Linked DNA regions of Homo sapiens: all the other regions are linked to region 3. A link is a loop called in an ENCODE intact Hi-C map of the cell type or tissue named here. Cell type or tissue: heart left ventricle. All regions are shown on one strand.

Region 1 (2,500 bases), 120 kb before region 3:
ATGCAAAAGACAGCAAAACAGACATGGCTTCCTAAGGAAGGGGATAGATTTGGTCGGTAAAGAAACAACAAACAAAAACTGAGCTCTCTTTAGATTCAGGCAGCTTATGACTTGAATAGCCAGTAAAAGCAAGGTCAGCAAAGTGACAGCCCCCCATGTCCCATGGCCCACGGGATGACCTGAACACAGAGGGGGCCCGATGACACCGCGACGTGGGCAGTGGGGTGATCTGTTGCTGAGAAGCTGATCCGTGCTGTGGCTAAGCAGTCAACAGCCTGCATCTGCACCCTAAGGCAGCCACTCTCATGTTCCCAGGGTTCACGGGCATTCTGCCAAGACTTGGATCAGTGGCAGTTCAGTCTTGCCTACAGGGTCAATATGGAGAGAATAAGGGAGCTGGGGCCCCATGGCAGGGCCGCTCCTGTACACAGCCTTGTCTCAGGGGCCCTTTTGAATCCATGATTTAAAACTCCCAGGTAATTCCAACGGGAAGCATGCAGTGAGTGCCCTAGTCTACAGTTTGTGTGATTTCCGAGGATTACTTCCAGCCCTGCCACCCTGACCCCCAACACACCCCAATCGTATACTCTTTGTAAAATACAACAGAACATCTATGCCTATTTCATACCCAGTGCTTAGCTGCTAAGCACCACCCACCCATCTTGCCATTTCAGGTTCACCTACTCCATGAGGGGGGCTTAATTTCCCCAGTTTTTAGATGGAGCAAGGCAGTGGTCCCAGAGCTAATCATTGGCAGAACCAAGACTTAGATCCAGGCCTCTCTGGAAGCCTCTCCTATTGGCTCCTCACACCACTCTGGCCTCCTAAGCCCAAGATGCTGACAAGCTGTGTCCAAGGTTCTGCCATGTTCTAAGCATCTCAATAGTGTACCATGCTCACACCTGGCATTCTGCTGTTTTGTGACCCTTACTTTGTGATCTTGACAATTCTACTCTCTTAGTGTCATGCATCTCTCTGTCCGACAACCAAAACTTCTTCTTTCACTGTGTTCAATAGTCTCTAACTCCCACCTTTGGTGAGTGTAATCTCTGTGACTCTGTGACTGCCCCCAGCCTGAGTCTGCCCAGGGCTTCAAGTTACTGCACTGCTCCCCTTTTAAGCTCCCTCCAAACCATTCAAGGCCTCTCCCTTCTCCGGGGCCCACTTCAGACTTTCTGAGTTTATGGCTGTGGCTGTCACCTAATGTTATCAGCCATGACAATGGCAATTAGAACAATTAGGTTGGGTGATAAACTCCTGCTGGATTTGGGACTCATGGTGAGTCAGGGCCTTGCCCGCTGAAGAGCTGCCAGTCACCCCAGCTATGCCTGATAGGCCCTGGTCAGCCCAGATAATGGCATTGGCCTCAATGACAAGGTGACACAGTGACTTCCTCCAGGCTTACGTGGGCAGACAGTGCTATCCCTCTCTGCCCATGGCAGGCCTGGCTTCCAGGCCCCCGGCATGGTGGCCGTTTGTGGTCCAGGCTCCCTCCTCCCTTTTCCAAACCTGGAGCCCTTGCGCTCACCTCTGTGGGGCTTCTGCATTCTCATTCCAGATCCTGACCAGATAAGGGAAAGCTTGATCCCATCAGTGGTCTCCAAGCCCAGGCACAGGTGGAGGGAGGCAGTGTGGCTGCTGGTTAGACCATAGGCCTCGGGTTCCAGCCTGGGTTCTGCCACTATTTTGCTATAAGACCTTGGGTAAGTTAACCTCACTCTCTGAGCTCGGTTCCCTCACGTGTGAGTTGGTAATCACAGCATCTGCCTTATGGGGTGGGGCCAGAATCAGAGAGATCATGCATGTCACGGGCTTAGCAACCACCAGCACATGCTGCAGGGACAAGGGCTGTTCTCCTTCTTATTGCTATTGTGTTGGGGCTGGTGATTTCTCCAGCCCCAAGTGCACCTGGGTGGTCAACTCCTGCACCTTGAGGGTGCTGGCCACACCTGGACCGCTCACCATTTGAGCAGTGAGAACAGAACAGACCCTGGACCCCACATACAGATTCAGCCTCCAGCACTCACTCAATGTGTGACTTAGGCAAGTGGCTGAACCTCTGTGAGCCTCATCAGTTTTTCCACCTGTAAAATGGGCACATAATACTGACCACATAAGGATATTGTGAGGATATGATGAGGGTACCTCGGCTGAAGCCAGATTCCAGAGCTCAAATTGCACTTTCAGGACTCACTTGGGGGTGAAACTTTGGGCAAATTTCCCCACTTCTCCGCCTTGGATTCTCATCTGTAAAGCAGCATAGCTTGCTAGGGCGCTTTCATCCCTCCCAGCCCTGAAGGAGCAGCGGCACTCAGGAGCATCTCAGGATCTCCCTTTCTGCCACCACTGCACTTAGAGATGAAGAAACTGAGGCCAAGGGACACGAAATTAGATATCTGAGAACAAGACGGAATATGATTATGCTACATTATGCAGGGCAGACAATTAGAGAACAAAATGGTCTATAATAAAGGGATAATTGCAGGGGACAAAAGCTAAG
Region 2 (2,500 bases), 160 kb before region 3:
GGCTAACCAAGACTGGCCTTAGTGGCTTCGCACCTGCTGGGCCTCCACTCCCTCCGCAGCCTGAGCTGGGAAGGACCCTGTCTCCTGGCTGCCCCCACCACCTATAGCTCCTGGCGGGGGTGCATTTCAAGATATTCAGGGAGGAGGAAGCTGAGCCTAGGTCTGCAATCTCTTACCGAAAAGAAATTTATAAAATGCGTAAGGCATAGCACTCACGCAGCTGGCACTAACTGGGTGGCCACCCCGCTCGGCTGCAGGTGAGGAGGTGGGGGCTCAGGGAGGTCGAGAGGAGCAGAGGAGGACCTAAGTCCAGCTCTGCCTGCCACTCGGCCCTGGGTCTTTCCATTGTTGGGGGCGGCTCCGAGGCTTTGTTATTCATTCACTCATTCCTCCAGAACACCAGAAGCCCGGCCCCTGGGAAGCTTGGGTCCAGTAGTGGCCCCAGAGAAGACAGGGCAGGGGCCCAGAGGGGTGCAGAGGAGCTGGGGAGGGGAGGACACTGGTTTGCTTGCGAGGAGCAGGGGAAGCGAATGGGGCGCTCTGCTGGGAGGCACTGAAACCCACTGGTACTGGCTTAAGTCACAGCTGGGACCTGACTCCCAGGAGAGGTGAGGTGGGGAGGGCAGCAGGACCTGAGGGAGGGGACTGCCCTTTCTCCCTCTCGGGTCCCAGCTCAGGGCCAGCCTTCCGCCTCCCGCCCTCCGCCTCCAGCCCTCCGTCTCCCGCCTTCCCTCGCTCAGGTCCAGCCTGTGGACAGGGCCCGGTCCGGGTCTCGGGGCAACCCAGGAGTTGATTGGTCCGACTGGGTTCAGGTGTCCACCCCGGTCCAATTAGCTGTGGCGGGGGCGTGGCCACACATCATATGCAGGTGCCCGGGGCCGTCCTAGGGTCCAGAGAGGGCGGGCGTTGTGGGGCGGCGTCCCAGGGACTGTCAGGGACTGGAAGCCCAGGGCCGGGGGAGGGGGCGGTGTCGGGGGCTGTGGGTGACGTAGGGCGGGTGGCGGGCGGGGCGTCGCTGTGCTAGGACGCAGAGGGGACGCGGCCCTGCCGGTCGCCGCGCGGTGGCATCTCTCTCCGCTGTCACCTGGAGCAGAAGGAGCTTTCCCGGAGGAGCCTCGCTCTCCTCACAGCGCCCTCTTTCCTTCTCCGCTTTGCTCATCACGCTGGTGCTGGTTTAATTCATTTGTCGGGTTCCTCGACGGTCGTCCTTGTTCCCACTGGAAAGTCAGTTCCCGGGGAAGGGGGCCCCCGTCTGTCTCTTTCCCAGCCAAGAGGCTGCTGGGCCCGGGAGGCGCCCACCGTGGGGGAAGTCGGAAGTTATTTAATATTATTAACAGCTGTTAACATTAATTGAGCACCCAGTGTGTGTGGGCCCCGTGCTGAGAGCCTCTCACCCGCTGTCGCATTTGATCCCCACAACAGCCCCTGGCAGAGGTGACAGTGCTGTCACCTTGTTACAGATGAGGGATCTGAGACCCTTAGAAGCAAAGCGCCAGACCACATGGGTAGCAAAGCCAGGACTTGAGCCCAGCCTGTCTGACTCCAGGTTCATCCTCAGAACCATGCACCATGCTGCCCTGCTGTGTGCCAGGCCTTGTGCTGGGAACACAGATGGAGGATGCACTGTCCAAGTGGGGCCCATGGTGAGTCAAGGAGTTGAGCTCTTCACAGTGGGTAATGAAAGGTGTTGGTGTTTGGCTGACTCCCCTGTCTGGACCTCACTCAACGGATGGGAAAACTGAGGCCCAGATTGAGGCAGGGGCTTGCCTGATGTGACAGAGCCCAAGTCCTCCAGGTGGGACGTGAGAGATGAAGGGGGGTGGTCAGAAGCTGTAGGTCCCTCTGGTGGTGTTTGTTCTCCAAGGATGCAGAGCTGAGGGGCTCAGACCCTTGGCCGTCCAGGGCCCAGCACAGTCTTGGGTGGGGTGCGAGGCTTACTGTGTGGGCTCCAGGGGAATTAAGTGAGCAGCCAGCCATGTGTGGGTGGATGGAGCAGAGATGGGAGGGAAAGGGCTACTCCCTTGAATTCAGGTCATGTGGACATGATGTCAGGGCAGGTGGTTGGAAAAAACAAAACAAAAAACAAAACAAAACAAGACCAAACAAACAAACAAACAAACAAACAAACAAACTAACTATAGGAAACTACAGAAACAACAACCCAACCTTACAGAGTATTATTCAACATATTTGGTGGGTACTGAAGACCGAGAACTTTCTAAAGTTGAAATGTTGTGAAGTTGTCACTTTGTAAAGAAAGAAAGAGTCAGTAGGGCCTGTACCAGTAGGGATGGAGGTGGCCTTTGTCCCTGATCCCCCCTGGGAATCCTCCTGCACTCCCAGGAAGGGTGGTGACGAAGGTCTCTGTGACTGGCCACTGTAGTGGAGCTGGGGGCTGCACGATAGCATTGACCCCCTTGGATTTGTCTTGGCTGCCTGGAGATAATGGTTTTTCCCCCAAAGCCCTTGCATTCTCCAGAAGGGACCTTGTCTAGTTGTC
Region 3 (2,500 bases):
ACAAGCTCTTGGCTGGGGCTTGGTGCTGTCATGGTCTTTTTATAGCCACTTACAAGCTTGTGGCTTTGGGCAAGAGATATAGCCCTGAAACCTTGTTCTCACCTGGAAATGGTGATGGTGTTGACCCTGAGTTCCTCATGGTGCTGTTGTGAGAGTCAGGTGAGTTGCTCCACAGAGAGCTCTCAGGACAGCAGAGGCTACGCCATGATGACAGTGGCAACATGAGGCTGATGCTGGCTCTCCCATTCCCACAGCTCCCCATCATCAGGTTCAGCACCTTCTTGTTGGTCCATCTCCCAAAAGGCTATGTCATCAAGAAGGGGCCTCATCCCTCCTCTCTGGCTTAGCTGGTACTATCACCTACATATTGGAGGAGGGGCACATTTTTATTGTCTCAAGGCTTCATCTCATCCAGAAAGGAGGAGTTTACTTACCCTGGGAACTAAATCATGCTGGCAGTCAGGCCAGCAGAGACCAGCACGAGCTTGGGTCTTTTGCTGTCTGATCATAGTGGTTATGTGTCATAGCCAAGCTGACATTTTTTTCTCCTTTCTCACCTTCTAAAGAAAGATGACCATCAACAGGAACTATGCCAGTTTAATCTCTCTGAGCAATGTCTCACCACCAGTGCAGGGACGTGCTAGGAGAATGTATGATCCAACCTGCTCACTGGGAAGGTAATTCCAGGCAGCAGGAACAGCAGGAGAATTTGGGGAAACCGAGGTACAGGGTGGGAATTCAACCTGCTCAAAGTCACATAGTAAGTTGGTGACAGAACAGAGACCAGGATTTGATCTCCTGACCCATGGCTGATGTAGTCTTGGCTCTGCCTTGGCCCACGTGGTTTTGAGGGGTGTGGAGACAGCAGTGAAATGAAGCCCATGGAGCAAAGGCCTCATGCTGGAACTCCCTGGGCTTCAGAGGGGCTGGCGCATGAGGGCTTTCCCAGTCTGGACTGGGGCCAGTGGACAGACTTGAGGTCATGATAGCGGGAGATGAAATTGTCAGAGGCGCTCGGTGAAATGAGGACAACCTGGCAGATATGGTCTGTCGGTATCAGGTTGCCAACTGCTTGCCAACACCTCCTAAATGAGTGTTGCCTGATCCCAGTTTGGGAAATGCCGTGTGCAGGCATTTAAAAGTCAATGTGATTTCACCATGAACTTTCACAGAATTGGCTGGGCTTCCCTGCGAGTTTGAGCAGAGTTAGGAGGTGTGAGCATGTGTTTTCTCTATTCCGCTGACATATGATGCAATGAATCCCCGTCTCAGATGGAGCTTGTGTTCTGGTGGGGGATGCAGATAGTACACAAGCAATCATGCTGGGAAGTGAGAAGTTCCGTGGGGGAATTGGACAGGGTGAGGAGACGGAAGTGAGGAGGGTGGGCAGTGTGTCAGTGGGGATGTGGCAAGGGACAGATGAGATGGCACAGTCAAGTCAGGCAATTTTTGGAGAGTGTAAAAAAGAGACCAAGAAGGCGAAGGCATGGGCAGGGCATAAGGAAATCCTGGAGATGGTGCTGTTTCCTGGCATCCGGCAACAGAGGGCTCCATTACCACCCTTGGGTTTGCGAGGGTGCGGGGAGGAGCAATGAGTGGAACCCGGAGATGGAGAAAGCTGGGTGGAGGAGCCCTGCCAGGGGGCTGGGTGGGGAGGGACCACATGATAACAGGAGCTGAAAGCTGCAGTCTGAGGAAAGCTAGCCTTAGCTCTTCCCAGGGCAGGACCTTGTCAGGGGATAAACACCCCAACCTTCCTCTCCTCCTCCTTCCTTGATCTCCTGCTGGGGCTCCCTGTTAACCAAACTCACCTTGAAGCCAGAGGATGAGGAGCCCCTTGATGTAGCCGATAAGGGCTGCCACCCAGAAGCACAGAGTAGAGGGGACAAGGGTGAAGCGAGGGTGGGAAGGGACACCCCTGTGCAGGGGGAAGGGTGACCTTAGCACAGTGCTCAGGGAAGATGATTTGGAGGAGACAATGTTGAAATTGACAGCTGAGGCTGAGAAGGAACCAGCATGAGAAAAGCCAGGGGAGGGAGCTCCTGGGAGAGGGAACTGTAGGGCCAAATGATTGAGAGGCAGGTGAGGCCAGATCCCATGGCCGTGAGGGCTGGGTGAGAAGCTTGGGTTTTATTCCAAGTTTAGCCGGAGGCAATGGCTGACTTTTAAGCAGAGGAGCAACATGATTCCACCTGTGAACCAGGCAGGGATGGGGGCAGGGGATGTCAGGGAGGCTGTAGCTGTGGGCAGGCCAGATGAGAGGCCTGGACTGGGCAGTGGGCAGAGATGAAGGGACATGACCGGAGTGGGATGCATTTTGGAAGGAGTATCTCAAAGAGCTGCAGGATGGATCAGATGCAGAGGGCAGAGGGCAGAGGACAGGAGTGATCAAGGGGACTCCAGGGCTTGTGGTCAGTGTGGGGTGGGGTGAAGCTGTGCCCTGGGCTGGGTAAGGTGGGAGAAGAGTCAGTTCAAGGGAGGAAATAGCCCTGTTTTAAAC

Evidence for each region. A loop is a pair of places that touch in the nucleus more often than their neighbours do. Peaks named below come from ENCODE experiments on the same cell type or tissue, not always from the same donor. Only the 100,000 strongest peaks of a DNase experiment are listed, where the experiment ranks them.
Region 1: a loop joins it to region 3, with 10 times the contacts of the local background. A loop is called at or near these places in 5 of 110 quality-filtered maps.
Region 2: a loop joins it to region 3, with 4 times the contacts of the local background. A loop is called at or near these places in 6 of 110 quality-filtered maps.

What each region holds. Positions count from the first base shown.
Region 1 is chr1:30,637,878-30,640,377 of GRCh38, reverse strand. No RefSeq gene overlaps it. Among named protein-coding and RNA genes, the nearest start is that of MATN1-AS1, 80 kb to the left of the region's middle. In heart left ventricle, no CTCF peak of the experiment used is centred here; no DNase peak of the experiment used is centred here.
Region 2 is chr1:30,683,868-30,686,367 of GRCh38, reverse strand. No RefSeq gene overlaps it. Among named protein-coding and RNA genes, the nearest start is that of MATN1-AS1, 34 kb to the left of the region's middle. In heart left ventricle, a CTCF peak has its summit at 1,087; a DNase peak (open chromatin) is centred at 817; H3K27me3 peaks cover 2,500 bases.
Region 3 is chr1:30,521,278-30,523,777 of GRCh38, reverse strand. No RefSeq gene overlaps it. Among named protein-coding and RNA genes, the nearest start is that of MATN1-AS1, 200 kb to the left of the region's middle. In heart left ventricle, a CTCF peak has its summit at 1,508; a DNase peak (open chromatin) is centred at 957; H3K27ac peaks cover 1,968 bases.